Linked DNA regions of Homo sapiens: region 2 is linked to region 1. Evidence: read pairs that join two places in POLR2A ChIA-PET (ENCODE). Cell type or tissue: OCI-LY7. All regions are shown on one strand.

The links. ChIA-PET counts read pairs that join two places held together with the same protein. Peaks named below come from ENCODE experiments on the same cell type or tissue, not always from the same donor. Only the 100,000 strongest peaks of a DNase experiment are listed, where the experiment ranks them.
Region 2: POLR2A ChIA-PET joins it to region 1 with 5 read pairs; 4 of 35 experiments call an interaction of 5 or more read pairs at or near these places.

The regions. Positions count from the first base shown.
Region 1 is chr20:56,554,344-56,562,343 of GRCh38, forward strand. LOC124904971 (a long non-coding RNA gene) reads left to right here. Exons shown (of 2, transcript XR_007067758.1): 2 at 345-1,268. Among named protein-coding and RNA genes, the nearest start is that of LINC01716, 19 kb to the right of the region's middle. RefSeq lists an enhancer at 493-542. In OCI-LY7, no CTCF peak of the experiment used is centred here; a DNase peak (open chromatin) is centred at 678; H3K4me3 peaks cover 806 bases; H3K27ac peaks cover 849 bases.
Region 2 is chr20:57,052,339-57,060,338 of GRCh38, forward strand. No RefSeq gene overlaps it. Among named protein-coding and RNA genes, the nearest start is that of BMP7-AS1, 160 kb to the right of the region's middle. In OCI-LY7, no CTCF peak of the experiment used is centred here; a DNase peak (open chromatin) is centred at 3,213.

The DNA.
Region 1 (8,000 bases):
TGAGACCAGCCTGGCCAACATGGTGAAACCCTATCTCTACTAAAAATACAAAAATTAGCCGGGCGTGTTGGCGGTGCCTGTAGTCCCAGCTACTCCGGAGGCTGAGGCAGGAGAATGGCTTGAGCATGGGAGGCAGAGGTTGCAGTGAGCTGAGATCACACCACTGCACTGTAGCCTGGGCAACAGAGCAAGACTCTGTGTCAAAAATAAAAGTTATATAAGCCTGAATCTAACCATTTCTTTGAGTTTTACTTCTTTTCTATAAATTCTCATGCATGTAAATATTAACAAAAATTATATGCTTTTTCTCCTGTTAATCTGTCTTTTGTTACTTTAATTTGCAGATCCCAGGTACCGAACTGAAGATGGTAGAGGAAAAGTTTTTCCTGCTTAACATATTCAACTCTCTACCCTCAATATATTTGGCTGTTATTATTCTGGTTTACATGTATCATAATTTAACCAGTTCCCTACTGGTGGATGTCTAGGTTTCCCCGATGTTTTGCTATTAAAAACACACATGGTACACGTTTTTCTAGATCGGGCAGGGTTTGCCCATCTCCACTTCAAGCAGCACAACCACCATCTGCCAGTGTTGGGGTTTACTCTACAGTCAGCAAACACTGTTGGCACATCCAGTCAGAGAAACTGAAAACAGAAAGCAGAAATGGCTTACACTGGACTAATTTTAGAATTTCTAAGTACATTTAAGTGATGACTCATCCCACTTAAATTCAAAGCTGTTTGTTGTGCCATCTGGCTCATCAGAACATGAAAGACTTCTCCTGCAACCTGGAAAAAGGCCAGAGAGGAAGACGAATGGAGGAGTCAACCCCATGGGAATGCTGACTGAGTGTTAGCTCCCCGTGGACAGGAATGTCACTGCATGAATAGGCTGCAGTATGTCTGGGCCTGTTTTTTTTTCATAAAATGTTCCCCCCCTGTTTTTTTCTTATTCCAAAGCAATGCAACAAAAAGCACAAGAAATCAAAAAGGAAAAAATAGATATTGGACTTCATCAAAATGAAAAACTTTTGTGCTTCAAAGGAAATGGAAAGAAAGTGAAAAAACAACTGAGGGAATGGAAGAAAATATTCTCAAATCATCATCTAACAAAGGTTGTGTTAGTCTGTTCAGGTTGCTGTAACAAAATATCATTTCAGGTCACCAGGTGGCTTAAACAACAGATTCAGTTGGCCCTCCGTATCCATGGGTTTCAGGCCTTCGACTTCAACCAACCTCAAATAAAAAATATTTTTAAAACCCAATACGGCCGAGTGCGGTGCCTCATGCCTGTAATCATAGCACTTTGGGAGGCCGAGGCGGGGGGATCACTTGAGGTCAGGAGTTCAAGACCATCCTGGCCAATACATAGTGAAACCCTGTCTCTCCTAAAAATACAAAAATTAGCTGGGCATGGTGGCGGGTGCCTGTAATCCCAGCTACTTGGGAGGCTGAGGCAGGAGAATCGCTGGAACCCCGGAGGCAGAGGTTGCAGTGAGCCGAGATCGCACCATTGCACTCCAGCCTAGGAGACAGAGCCTTCTGTCTCTAAAAAAAAAAAAAGAAAGAAAAAGCCAGTACAGCAATAAAAAATAATAAAAATCTTAAAACAATGTAGCATATTGTTTTAAACTATTTAAACTACAATTACTTACATAGCATTTACATTTATAAGTAATCTAGAGATCATTTAAAGTACACAGGAGGATATGTGTAAGTTATGCGCAAATACTACACAATTTTATATCAGGGACCTGATCATCTTTGTTTTTTTTGTTTTGTTTTTTGTTTTTTGAGACTGAGTCTTGCTCTGTCACCCAGGCTGGAGTGCAGTGGCATGATCTCAGTTTACTGCAACCTCCACCTCCTGGGCTCAAGCAATCCTCCTGCCTCAGCCTCCCGAGTAGCTGGAACTACAGGCATGCGCCACCATGCCTGGCTAATTTTTGTAGTTTTAGTAGAGAAGCGGTTTCACCATGTTGGCCAAGCTGGTCTTGAACTCCTGGCCTAACGTGATTCGCCTGTCTTGGCCTCCCAAAGTGCTGGGATTACAGGCGTGAACCACTGTGTCAGACAGAGTAGACTCCGTCTTAAAGAAAAAAAAGTTTTGGTGCCATTCCATGCAACGTGGAGAGAAATGTCGCATTCAGGAGGGAAGGCTCCCAGACACTTAACTCTCCACTCCAGGCCAGCTTTCTGGAGGCACCAGGGCTTTGTCAACGCATAGATGAGGAGTCAGCCATTGAGTGTGACAGTGTGAGGCAGTGGAGAAGGCATAGAAGCTGGAAGCTGGAAGTCCTGCCTTCCTAAACCACAGCTGCTTCTTACCAGCTGTGTTACCTTAAGTAGGTCCCTTAACCTCTCTGAATCTCATCGCAAAGTGCTTTTCGAATAGAGCAGGATCATTGAGAGGATTCAGTGAAGTATTTACTCTTGAAACCCTTAGCATGGAGCCTGGCAAGTACCAGGTGCTTAGGAACAATCCTTCATTATCACACCAAAAAAGGTGCTGTGGACACCCAAGGAAACAAAATCCCTTCGATAAAGAATTTTAAAATTTTAGTCTTATGAACCGTGCTATGTATTCTCCTGCCTTTTTGACAGAATAGACTGAACATCCTTTAACCTTTTTTGATGGTGCAAGATCATCTCTTATAAGACAAAAATTCAGGCCAGGCATGGTGGCTCATGCCTGTAATCCCAGCACTTTGGGAGGCTGAGGTGGGTGGATGGCTTCAGTCCAGGAGTTCGAGACTAGCCTGGGCAACATAAGTGAGACCCTGTCTCTACAAAAAATACAAAACTTAGCCAGATGTTTTGGTGTGCACCTGTGGTCCCAGCTACTCAAGAGGCTGATGTGGAAAGATGGTTTGAGCTCGGGAGGCAGAGGTTGCAGTGAGCCAAGATTTTGCCACTGCACTCCAGCCTGGTGACAGAGCAAGACTCCATCTCAAAAAAAGAAAGGCAAAAATTCCCTCAGAGTGCAAAGCTTGCCAGTATTTAGAAATCCAACATTAGTCTTCATTCAGCAACCAGTCATTCATTTGCCAAACATGAACTTTCCCTAGAACTCCATACTTCTTTGGACGTGTGAGACACTGCCAGAATAATTATTCAAGCACTGTGTGGGCCAGGTGCGGTGGCTTACGCCTGTAATCCCAGCACTTTGAGAAGCCGAGGCAAGACGATTGCTTGAGCTCAGGAGCTCGAGACCAGCCTGGCAACATGGTGAAAGCCTGTCTCTATTTAAAAAAAAAATTAGCCGAGTGTGATGGTGCCCTCTTGGAGTCCCAGCTACTCAGGAGGCTAAGGCGGGAAGATCATTTAAGCCCAGGAGATGGAGGCTGCAGTGAGCTGTGATCTACCACTGCATTCCAGCCTGGGTGACAGAGCAAGACCCTGTCTAAAAAAAAAAAAAAGAAAAAAAAGAAAAGAAAAGAATGAGTGGGAGGGCGAGGCGCGGTGGCTCACGCCTGTAATCCCAGCACTTTGGGAGTGGGAGGTGGGTGGATTACCTGAGGTCGGGAGTTCGAGCTCAGCCTGGCTAACATGGTGAAACCCCGTCTCTACTAAATACACAAAATTAGCTGGGCGTGGTGGCACACGCCTGTAATCCCAGCTACTCCGGAGGCTGAGGCAGGAGAATCGCTTGAACCCAGGAGGCGGAGGTTGCAGTGAGCCGGGATTGTGCCACTGCACTCCAACCTGGGCGACAGTGAGACTCCGTCTCAAAAAAAAAATGAAGTACTGGTACCTGCAACAGACACAAAAGCCACATATTATATGATTCCCTGTGTGTGAAATGTCCAGAAGAGGCAAATCCATAGAGCTGACAAGTAGAATGGTGATTACCAAGAGCTTAGGAGAGGAAGGGCTAATGGCCTTGAGGTTCTTTTTAAGGTGATGAGCATGTTTATTTGGAGACAGAGTCTCGTTGTGTTGCCCAGGCTGGAGTGCAGTGGTGTGTTCACAGCTCACTGCAGCCTCAACCTCCTAGGCTCAAGTGCTCCTGCCATCTCAGCCTCCCGAGCAGCTTGGACCACAGGGCTGAACCATCACCCCCAGCTAATTTTTTCTGTTTTTTGTAAAGGCAAGGTCTCACAAAATCCCAACATGCTGGGATTACAGGCGTGAGCCACCATGCCTGGCCCCTACTCATTCTTTTTTTTTTTTAAGATGGAGTCTTGCTGTGTCACCCAGGCTGGAGTGCAGTGGCACAATCTTGGCTCACTGCAACCTCCACCTCCTGAGTTCAAGCAATTCTCCCTGCCTCAGCCTCCCGAGTACCTGGGATTACAGGCGCCTGCCACCACGCCCAGCTAATTTTTGTATTTTTAGTAGAGATGGCGTTTCACCATGTTGGCCAGGTTGGTCTCGAAATCCTGACCTCAGGTGATCCACCCACCTTGGCCTCCCAAAGTGCTGGGATTACAGGCATGAGCCACCGCGCCCAGCCGCCCCTACTCATTCTTAATCACACCACCTGACTTTCTCCACATTGATCACATTAGGATATTATCTTGTTTATTTACAGAAAATCTGTGTCCCTCTTCAGTGCACTGGACTCTTCGGTGCACTGGATGCTCAATGCAGGCACTAAGTTTTGTCTGACTTACCACTGGTTGTATGCCCTGCTCACAGCTGGTGAATGAGTGATTGGAAACACACCTGCTCCCTTGATTTAGGCCTCTGGGAAACAAGGGCAAGGTAAGTTCAGGAAGAAGAAAGACCTCGTAATTTCCAGGTAGGAAAAATCCTTTGGTGTGGCCGTGAGACACTGCATTCTTCTTGGCCACAGCTCCCTCTGCTTTGAGAATCACATAATCAACTTTATCTTTCTCTGAATCGTTCACATAAAAGGGAGGTGTTGGAACACAAGGTGGAAATGGGTGTGTTGGCGGTGGCTGAGGAAGTCGGGGCAGGAGGAGCCACTGTTTCTGGGAATGAATTCCTGAAACTTGCTGGTCCCACCAAGATGCAAATCTTGCGGCAGTTTTTACAGTTATCCTGTGGAAGAAGTGAGGATCCCACTCCAAGCCCAGGTCAGAATGCTGATAATCCCCTCTGATCAGGTTTTTTTAATTTTATTTTTATTTTTTGTGGTTTGGGGAAGATTTGCCAACTGTATCCTCTTTTCTGGCAAGGAAAATTTATATCTGCCCAATGAAATCAGGAATTTAACTTCATTCATTCAACAGTTATTTAATTCTATCCTCTACTAGATTCCTACAGCTGCTGTAACCCTAAAGTACCACAAACTGGGTGGCTTGAAACAACAGACACGTAGCCAGGCGCAGTGGCTCACGCCTGTAATCCCAGCACTTTGGGAGGCTGAGGTGGGCAGATCATCTGAGGTCAGGAGTTCAAGACCAGCCTGGCCAAAACGGTGAAACCCTGTCTCTGCTAAAAATACAAAAAAAATTAGCCGGGCATGGTGGTGGCGCACGGCTGCCATTCCAGCTACTCGGAATGCTGAGGCAGGAGAACCGCTTGAACCTGTGAGGCGGAGGTTGCAGTGAGAGCGAGACTCTATCTCAAAAAAACAAAACAAAAAACCCCAACAACAACAGACATGTATCCTCTCACGGTTCTGGAGGCCAGAAGTCTCAAATCAAACGATTAGCAGGGCCATGTTCTCCCTCCACAGGCTCTTGGGGAGAATGTTTCTCTGCCTTTCTCTTCGCTGCTGGTGTTGCTGGCAGCTCTTGGCACTTTTTGGGTGTAGGCTCATCACTCCAGCACCTGCCCTGGGGTCACATGGCTCTCTCCTCACTGTGCCTCTTCTTTTTTTATTTTTGAGACAGGGTCTCATTCTGTGGCCCAGGCTGGAGTGCAGTGGCACAGTCTCAGCTCACTGCAACCTCCTCCTCCCCAGGCTCAAGTGATCCTCCTACGTCAGCCTCCCAAGAAGCTGGGACTTCAGGCTCATGCCACCAAGCCCGGCTAATGTTTTGTATTTTTAGTAGAGAGAGCAGTTTACCATGTTGCCTAGGCTAGTCTCGAATACCTGAGTTCAAGTGATCTACTTGTCTCAGCCTCCCACAGTGCTGAGATTACAGGTGTGAGCCACTGGGCCGGGCCCTCCTCTTTTTTTAAAAAAACAAAACAAAACAAAAACATTTATTTTAAGTTCAGGGGTACATGTGCAGCTTTGTTATACAGGTAAACTTGTGTCACGGGGGTTTGTTTTACAGATTATTAATTTCATCACCCAGGTATTAAGCTAGTATCCATTAGTTATTTTTTCTTTTTTGTTTTTTTTTTTTTTTTGAGACAGAGTTTCACTCTTGTTGCCCAGGCTGGAGTGCAATGGTGCCATCTCGGATCACTGCAACCTCCGCCTCCCGGGTTCAAGTGATTCTCCTGTCTCAGCCTCCCGAGTAGCTGGGATTACAGGCATGAGCCACCGTGGCCAGCCTAGTTATTTTTTCTGATCGTCTCCTTCCTCCCACCCTCCACCCTTGGCCAGACCCCAATGTGTGTTGTTCCCCTCTATGTGTCCATGTGTTCTCATCATTTAGCTCCCATTTGTGAGAATATGCAGTATTTGGTTTTCTGTTCCTGCATTAGTTTGCTAAGGATAATGACTTCTAGCTCCATCCATGTCCCTGCAAAGGACATGATATCATTCCTTTTTATGGCTGCATGGTATTCCATGGTCTATATGTAGCACATTTTCTTTATCCAGTCTATCACTGATGGGCATTGAGGTTGATTCCATGTCTTTGCTATTGCGAATAGTGCTGCAGTCCTTTTCTTCTAAGGATACCGGTCATATTAGATTATGGGTCCACTCTCATCCAGTATAACCTCATCTTAAATGATATCTTAATTATATCTTCAAAGAAGTAAGGTCACACTCACAGGTACTGGGGTTAGGACTTCAACATAGGTTTTTTGGGGGAAACTATTCAATGCCTAACACAACCTCTCCAAGAAAAAAATCTTACTGAAATTTTAATTGGAATTGTATTCAATTTATATCATAATTGGGGGATTTTGACTTTTGTGTTTTTTTTTTTTTTTTTTTTTTGAGACAGAGTCTCGCTCTGTCGCCCAGGCTGGAGTGCAGTGGCACGATCTCAGCTCACTACAACCTCTGCCTCCTGGGTTCATGCCATTCTCCTGCCTCAGCCTCCCATGTAGCTGGGATTACAGGTGCCCGCCACCATGCCTGGCTAATTTTTGTATTTTTAGCAGAGACGGGGTTTCACCATGTTGGTCAGGCTGGTCTCAAACTCCTGACCTCAGGTGAACTGCACGCCTCAGCCTTCCAAAGTGCTGGGATTACATGCGTGAGCCACCATGCCCGGCAACTTTTTCTTTTTCTTTTTCTTTTTCTTTTTTTTTCTTTTTTTTTTTTTGAGATGGCGTCTTGCTCTGTCACCCAGACTGGAGGGTAGTGGCGCCATCTCAGCTCACTGCAACATCTGCCCCCCCGGGTTCAAGCGATTCTCCTGCCTCAGCCTCCAAGTAGCTGGGATTATAGGCACCCGCCACCATGCCTGGCTAATTTTTGTATTTTTAGTAGAGATGGGGTTTTGCCATGTTGGCCAGGCTGATCTCGAACTCCTGACCTCAGGTGATTCACCCACTCCGCCTCCCAAAGTGCTAGGATTACAGGCATGAGCCATTGCGCCCAGCCAAATTTATTTCTAAGTGTTTCATAGTTTTTGTCTGCATGCTGAATGAAAATGTTTCTTATTTAAATTTCTAGGTGTTTATTGCTACAGTGTGAGAAAACTATTGTGTGGTTTTTTTTGTTTGTTTTTTGTTTTTTTTTAAGATGGAGTCTTGCTCTATCGCCCAGGCTGGAGGGCAGTGGCTTGTTCTGGGCTCACTGCAACCTCCGCCTCCTGGGTTCAAGTGATTCTCCTGCTTCAGCCTCACTAGTAGCTGGGATTACAGGTACCCACCACCAGGCCTGTCTAATTTTTGTATTTTTCGTAGAGATGGGGTTTTGCTATGTTGGCCAGGCTGGTCTGGAATTCCTGACC
Region 2 (8,000 bases), 500 kb after region 1:
CAGAAACTTCTATTGTTGCGCACTGGTGTAGGGACTAGGGAAAAGTTTCTTTTCTGTGTCTAAATATTCCAAGAAAAATTAGAAATGAAATTTTCAATTTTCAAATGAAAAATTCAATCTTAATATTTGGGTTGCTTAAGCCTGAGGATAAAACCTAAGTTCTGGGCTCCTGTGAGAAAGACTACACAGCCCTAAGAAAAAATTCAAGGGAAAAAGAGCACCAGAACCCCAAAACTCCCATGGTAAATGTAGAACCTTAAGAAAACAATCTAGCACTCTTAAGAAAGAGTACACTTCCACTGCAGGCTTTCTTCTTTTAACCTCTTAGTGGATTGTCTGATGAAATAATCATGTTCAGATATATATATATATCGTGTTCAGATATATATATATATAGTGTTCATATATATATATAGTGTTCAGATATATATATATCGTGTTCAGAGATATATATATATAGTGTTCAGATATATATATATATATAGTGTTCAGATATATATATATGTATTGTGTTCAGATATATATATATATAAAATCCCAGGATCAGCTTGATTCTGGGCACTGATTTCTATACGAATTTTTGGATGCCCAAGTCCACACAGCAAAGTTACAGCCCTGATAAACACCTAAAGTAGTATTGCAAATTACTTTCTTAAAGAAAGGAAATGAAGGTAAAAAGTATGTTGTTAGAATTCCATTTGATTGCATATAAAAGAGAACTTAAATAAGTGACTTAAACAAGGGGTACCTATTTCCTTTTCATCTAAAAGATGTCTAGAGAAGAGCAAACCTGGGCTGGCAAGGGCACATAGTCACTGAGAACCCAGGCTCCTTCTGTTTTTCTGCTTTTCATTCTTAGCATGAGATTTCTTAGAGTCGTAGGTCTCCTCGTCGTCCAGAATGGCTGCTGGAGCTCCAGCCATCATAACTTATTCCAGGCAGGAGAAAGAAGCAAGGGAATTGGCAATGAGAGAAAGGGCGCACTTCTCAGCTGAGCCAACTTGACTTTAAGAAGCCTACAGAGCAGCCCCATGCAATGACCCTGCCTTACATCTCATGAGCCAGCTCTACCTGCAGGGATTCCAGAGATAAAGTCATTTAACTGAAAGAAAGAAAGGAGGAAACGAAGGAGGGAGGGAGGGGAGATATTGGATAGGTAACCCACAGTCACACACGGTACAAAGTGTAGCTACTTTGCCTGCAAACACCTAGGAGCAGACAGGAAATTCATTCTGCTCAATGGTGGTAAAGGGCAGGGTCTCAGCCACCAATCCCTACGGAGCCAGGTGTGACAGCAGGGAGTGGTGGGGATTGCGGCAACCTGGAGGGTCCATGCCTGTGCCTGTCTCCAGGAGCCTCTGCTCATCACTCTGGCTGATTGTTGGAACCAGACCTACTGATCCCAATTTCTTGTTGTTTTTTTTTTTGTTTGTTTGTTTGTTTTAAAGAGCATCAGGCAATCTAGATTGTAGAGTGTGATCTCTTCGTTTTTAAACGCTGCTTTCGCAGCTACTAAAAAAAATTTTTAAACAATGTGGGTGACAAATAAAATCAGCAGGATTTGACCCAGAGTGAGGGGTGGGGCTGTTTCCTGTTTATAATCCTCTGATTATAAACAGGAAAATAAAATAACTGCACCTCATGGGATTATCTGATGAAATGTGTGTATCACTTGTCAAGCGGGAAGAGAGATGATTCACCAAACACAGTGAAACCCACTGAGGTTGAAAGATGTTTGAGACTGGGTGGCTGCGGGGGCGGCCAAGCGAGGGGTCCCTGGGCCCCCCACTCAGCCCTCCTTGTCTGCTATCACCACCCACATCTCCCAACCTCCCTAGAGGTGCTGGGGCCAGGCCACGTGAAGAGGGGGTGAAGGTGGAGGGTTGCACCAAATCATTTCATGAGTGCCTCGGGTGAGGGCGAAACCTGATCAAGTCCCGGCCTGCGCTCCCACAGCCAGCGCCTTCTCCCACATTCGGGGTGTATTCCTTTGGGGATGAGCCAGGTCTCAACCCAGGGGTCTGGGATCTCAGGGCCCACAACCCACACAGAATCGGAGGTCAGCCGGCCTGACCTGGAGGAGAAAGTTCTAGAGAAGGGGGTTCAGGGTTCCGGCTCTCTGGCTCTCACAGCTGAGGCCAAAACGTCAGGCGCCACACCAGTATCTCGGCTTGCCATTTCGTCACCAGCTGAATGCCAGTCGCAAACACAACCCAGTCTGTTGTGAGCACAAAGAGTGTTCGGGATAACCCTGCTGCCTGCTGTGTGGACACAGCTTCCCGCCAGCATCAAGGCAGCTCAACAAACAAGGCTAGGGAATGCGCCCCCAACAGAGGTCCACTGTCTGCCCCGACGCCCGCCTTCCAGGGAGAGCATTCCAGTAGCTGACCTAACCTTCTGGGCATTGGCAGAACTCCCAAGAACCAATTGCGGGCGGTTCTCTACCCATCGTGACCAACCGTCCTCGTTTGCCTGGGACTGAGGGGGTTCCCAGGCTGTGAGACAATTTTTTTTTTTTTTTTTTTGAGACAGAGTCTCGCTCTGTCACCCAGGCTGGAGTGCAGTGGTGCGAAATCGGCTCACTGCAACCTCCGCCTCCCAGGTTCAAGCGATTCTCCTGTCTCAGAACTGGGATGGGTTCGCCCTTCAATCTCCACCATTGCTTTCCACAGACAGCCTCATTTCCAGGGATGGGGAAGGAAAACCTGTAACTGCCTGCAAAGGGGTTAGAGAGTGCTGGTGTCTTCTCAGGGAAGGCTGAACACCACCCTTCTCAGGAAAGACTTAGAATCGGTCCAACCTACAGAAAACCACCAGCAGCCACGGGGCAAGAGTTTTACACCCAACCGAAAATAAACAGTCAGTACCCTCATGGGAGAATCTCACTTTAGAGGTATTTATTTTTTAAAGTTGCTTTTGTTTAAGATCATTCCCACTTGGGCTGAATTTTCCTCTTGTTCTTGGCACAAGGTGCAAGGAAGTCTATGTAGCATAATCCCAAGTGGGTTTAGAAACAAAACAGAACTGGAGATGGGTAATCATGTGCTCGTGTACGCAGAGTGCAGGGCCACACACACCCGTAAACAGCAGGCCCTCTGCAGAGGGGGATTGGGGAACTCGGGGGCAGCAGACCTTTATGTTAGACTGTCCTGTCTTGCTTACCTTTGTTCACCAATTTTTGAGACCGGAAAGCTATAAAGCAGAACTGAAATTTCTTAAAACGTAACACTCTTCTTACTGAATGCTCAGCAGGCATTCGCGAGAATGGGTGCTGAACAGGTGGGATATATTGGTCAGTGAAGAAAGCAGGTTGCAGCATGGAATATAGAGGATAATTGCAAGTCAAAAAAACAGATCTACTGGTTGCAGATATTTGTACACGTGTAGAAGAAAGTCTGGAAGAGTTCACACCAAGACCTGAACTGATGTTTATACCTGGGAGAGGGAACATGAAGGCATAAACTTGTAATTCTAAATCCACCCTCTTCTGTTTGGGTTAACTTTCTTCATCCAGAGAACACGTACTTCTTTGTTTTTGGTTTTTTGTTTTTAAACAGTATATCTTGAATGTCCAACTAACAGCAGGTGGCCTTCCTTTTAATAAAAACCTAAGGTGTGGAAACTCCAAGGTTCACAGATCTGTAGGAATGACAGGGTTCCTTCCAATGGGCCATCTCTCTGGTGCAAAATGGGACACATTTTACACACCTTTTCAAGAACAAATCCCTTGTGTAATTAATTAAGCCTATAATTATAGACCAATCTTTAAAAATGTAATTTGTAGTTTCCCCGTAATACTTATTTCAAATCTGACTTCTGATGTGGGCTAAATTATATTGGAACCAATTTTTACTACGTGGAGACTCAGGATAAACCAGGCTTCATTTGATTGATTTAAATATATTGTGGTTTCCATGTTTATTACTCAGTAGTAACTGGTATTTATGGAGCCAGGCTGCATACCAGACCCTGGACATGGGACTCCGCAGTTAATTTTTTTTTTTTTTTTTTTTGCCTGGATTTGATATCCCAAAGCAGTTCATTTCATTTAAACCTCACAGCAACCTTCTGGGGGCACTTACTGCTCTTACTCTTTTAAGGGAACAAAGACTCCTGAGAGGAAACTGATGTACCCAAAAAGCAAAAGGCAAGGGCTGGAGCCCTGATCTGAATCTGGGGTCTATGTCAAGGTCACAGTGCTTGGACAGACACATTTACTTTGTCCTGGTTTTTCTTAATTCCTTATTCACTGTTTCTCTTCCTTCTTAGGGTCAACAGTGTTACACGACACGTTTCTGCTTGTGGCATTTGAAAAAATCTCTGGATTAGAGTAGGATCCCCTGCGTAGGAGTCAAAGATGTGAGGATTTTTAAAAAGAGAGACATGGGGTTTGACCTCTCCCAGCCACCTCTTTCCAAACAGCTCTTGGGTGACCAGGTGCACGGTCAATGAGCGGGTCTGACGGTCCATCTGCTCTTTTGTCTTGTGGGAAGAAAGGATGACTCAAGTCCTCTGCACTCTGGTGTGTCTGTAGTTGTGGATTCTCTCCTGGCTGTTTAAAGTATAGGCACACCTTGGAGATACTGTGAGTTTGGCTCCAGACCACAGCTATAAAGTGAATATGGCACTAAAGTGAGTCATGAGCAATTTTTGGTTTCCCAGCGCATAAAAAGTTATATTCACACCAGGCTATAGTCTAAGTGTGTAATAGCATTATGTCTAAAAAGACAATGTACATACCTTAATTTAATTAATTTGTTTTTAAAATTATTATTGTTATTATTATTGAGACCGAGTCTCACTCTATCACCCAGACTGGAGTGCAGTGGCGCAATCTCAGCTCACTGCAACTTCTGTTTCCCAGGTTCAAGCGATTCTCCTGCCTCAGCCTCCCAAGTAACAGGCACCCACTACTGCGCCCAACCCGTTTTTTTGTATTTTTAGTAGAGACAGGGTTTCACCAAGTTGGCCAGGCCAGTCTTGACCTCCTGACCTCAAGTGATCCACCGGCCTTGGCCTCCCAAAGTGATGGGATTATAGGCGCGAGCCACCCTGCCGGGCCAATTTTAAACTACTTTACTGCTAAAAAATGCTAACAATGGTCTGAGCTTCCAGACAATCTTTTTGCTGGTGAAGAGTCTTGCCTCAATATTGGTGGCTGCCGACTGATCAGGGTGGCAGTTGCTGAAGGTTGGGGCCACTGTGGCAATTTCCTCAAGACAACGACAAAGTTGGCCACATTGATTGACCCTTCCTTTCACAAAATATTTCTCTGTAGCATGCAGTGCTGTTGGATAGCATTTTATCCACATAGAACTTCTTTCAAAATTGGAGTCAATCTTCTCTAACCCTGCTGCTGCATTATCAAATGAGTTGATCCACTATCCTCAATCTTTTGTTGTCATTTCCACAATGTTTGCAGCATCTTCACCAGGAGTAGATTCTATATCAAGAAACCACCTTTTTTTTTTTTTTTTTAAAGACAGAATCTCGCTCTGTCACCTAGGCTGGAGTACAGTGTACACTGGAGCAATCTCCACTCACTGCAACCCTCACCTCCCAAGTTCAAGTGATTCTCCTGCCTCAGCCTCCGAGTAGCTGGGATTACAGGCGTGCACCACCACACCCCGCTAATTTTCGTATTTTTATTAGAGATGGGGTTTCACCACTTTGTCCAGGCTGGTCTTGAACTCCTGACCTCAGGCGATCCACACACCTCAGCCTCCCAAAATGCTGGGATTACAGGCATGAGCTATCTCACCCAGCCTCAAAAAATCCCCCCCCCTTTTTTTTTTTTTTGCTTATCTATAAGAAGCAACTCCTCAGCTGTTCAAATTTCATCATGAGATTGCGGCAATTTGGTCGCATCTTCAGGCTCCACTCCTAATTCCAGTTCTCTTGCTATTTCCATCATATCTGCAATTGCTTCCTCTGCTGAAATCTTGAACCCCTCAGAGTCACCCATGAGGACTGTGATCAGCTTCTTCCAAACTCTTGTTAATGTGGATATTTTGACCTCCCATCAATCATAAATGTTCTTAATGACATCTAAAGTGGTGATTCCTTTCTAAAAGGTTTTCAATTTACTTTGCCAAGATCCATCCAAGGAATCACCATACATGGCAGGTATAGCCTTATGAAATGTGTTTTTTAAACAAGACGACTTGAAAATCAAAATTACTCCTTGATCCATGGGCTGCAGAATGGATGTTGTGTTAGCAGGCATGAAAACATCATTTATCTCCTTGTGCGTCTCCATCAGAGCACTTGGGTGACCGGGTGCACTGCGAATGAACAAATATTGTGAAAAAAACCTTTTTTCCCTGCAATTGGTTTCAACAGTGGCCTGGAAATATTCAGTAAACCAAGCTGTAAACAGAGGTATGGTCATCCAGGCTTTGTTGTTCCATTGCTAGAGCACAGGCAGAATAGATTTAGCATAATTCTTAAGGGCCATATGATTTTCAGAACGGTAAATAAGCATTGTCTTCAGTGCAAAATCAACAGCTGCATTAGCCCCTAAAAAGAGAGTCAGCCTGTCCTTTGAAGCTTGGAACACAGGAATTGAGTTCTCCTTTCTAGCTATGAAAGTTCTAGATGGCATCTTCCAATGGAATGCTGTTCCATCTGCATTGAAAATCTGTTTTTTAGTGTGGCCACCTTCCCCAGTGATCTTAGCTGGATCTTCTGGAGAACTTGCTGCTGCCTCTCCATCAGCACTTGCTCCTTTACCTTACACTTTTATGTTACAGAAATGGCTTCTTTCCTTAAACCTCATAAACCAACCTCTGCTAGCTTCCAACTTTTCCTCTGCAGCTTCCTCACCTCTGTCAACCTTCACAGAATTGAAGAGAGCTAGAGTCTTGCTCTGAATTAGCAATCCTTGGGCTTAACAGAATGTTATGTATGGTTGATCTTCTACCCAGACTACTCAAACTTTCTCCATATCAGCAATAAGGCTGTTTCACTTTCTTTTTATACATGTGTTCACGGAAAAGTTCATTTCCTTCGAGAACTTTTCCTTTACATTTACAACTTGGCTAACTGTTTACCACAAGAGGCTTAGCGTTTGACCTGTCTCAGCTTTTGACATGCCTTTCTCACTAAGCTTAATCATTTCTAGCTCTTGATTTAAATTGAGAAAACTTTGGGAGGCTGAGGTATGAGAATTGCTTGAGCCCGGGAGTTCAAGACCAGCCTGGGCAACCTAGTGAGATTTCATCTCTACTAAAAAAAAGATTTTTTTAAAAAATTAGCCGGGCATGGTGGTGCTTGCCTGTAGCCCCAGCTACTCAGGAGGCTGAGGTGGGAGGATCATTTGAGGCCAGGAGTTCCAGGCTGCAGTAAGCCATAATTGCACCACTGCACTCCAGCCTGGACCACAGAGAGAGACCCTGTTTCAAAAAATACATAAATAAATAATAAAGTGAGAGACATGCGACTCTTCCTTTCACTTGAACACTTGGAGGCCAATGTAGGTTTCTTAATTGGCCCAATTTAACATTGTTGCATCTCAGGGAATAGGGAGGCATGAGGAGAGGGAGGAGATGGGGGAATGGCCAGTGGAGCAGTTAGGGCACACACATTTATCAATTAAGTTCACTGTCTTATACGGGCACAGTTCGTGGTGCCCCAAAACACTGCAATAGTAACATCAAAGATCACTGACCACAGATCACGATAACAAATATAATAATAATGAAATGATTAGCTCTATTGTGAGAACTGCCAAAATGCAACACAGAGACACCAGGTGAGCACCTGCTGTTGGAAAAATGGCACCATGAACCTTGCTGGAGGCAGAGTTGCCACAAAACCTTCAATCTGTAAAAAATGCAATAAAGCAAATTGCAATAAAGAAGGTATGCCTGTATAAATGTAATGCTGGGAGACACAAACTCTTTTTCAGAATATTAGAAAGGAACCATCTCAGGACAGAGGCAATGGGGAAGTGGGTGGGGTGCGGGTGAGCAGGGCTGTGAAGTCTTGAGATTTGCCTC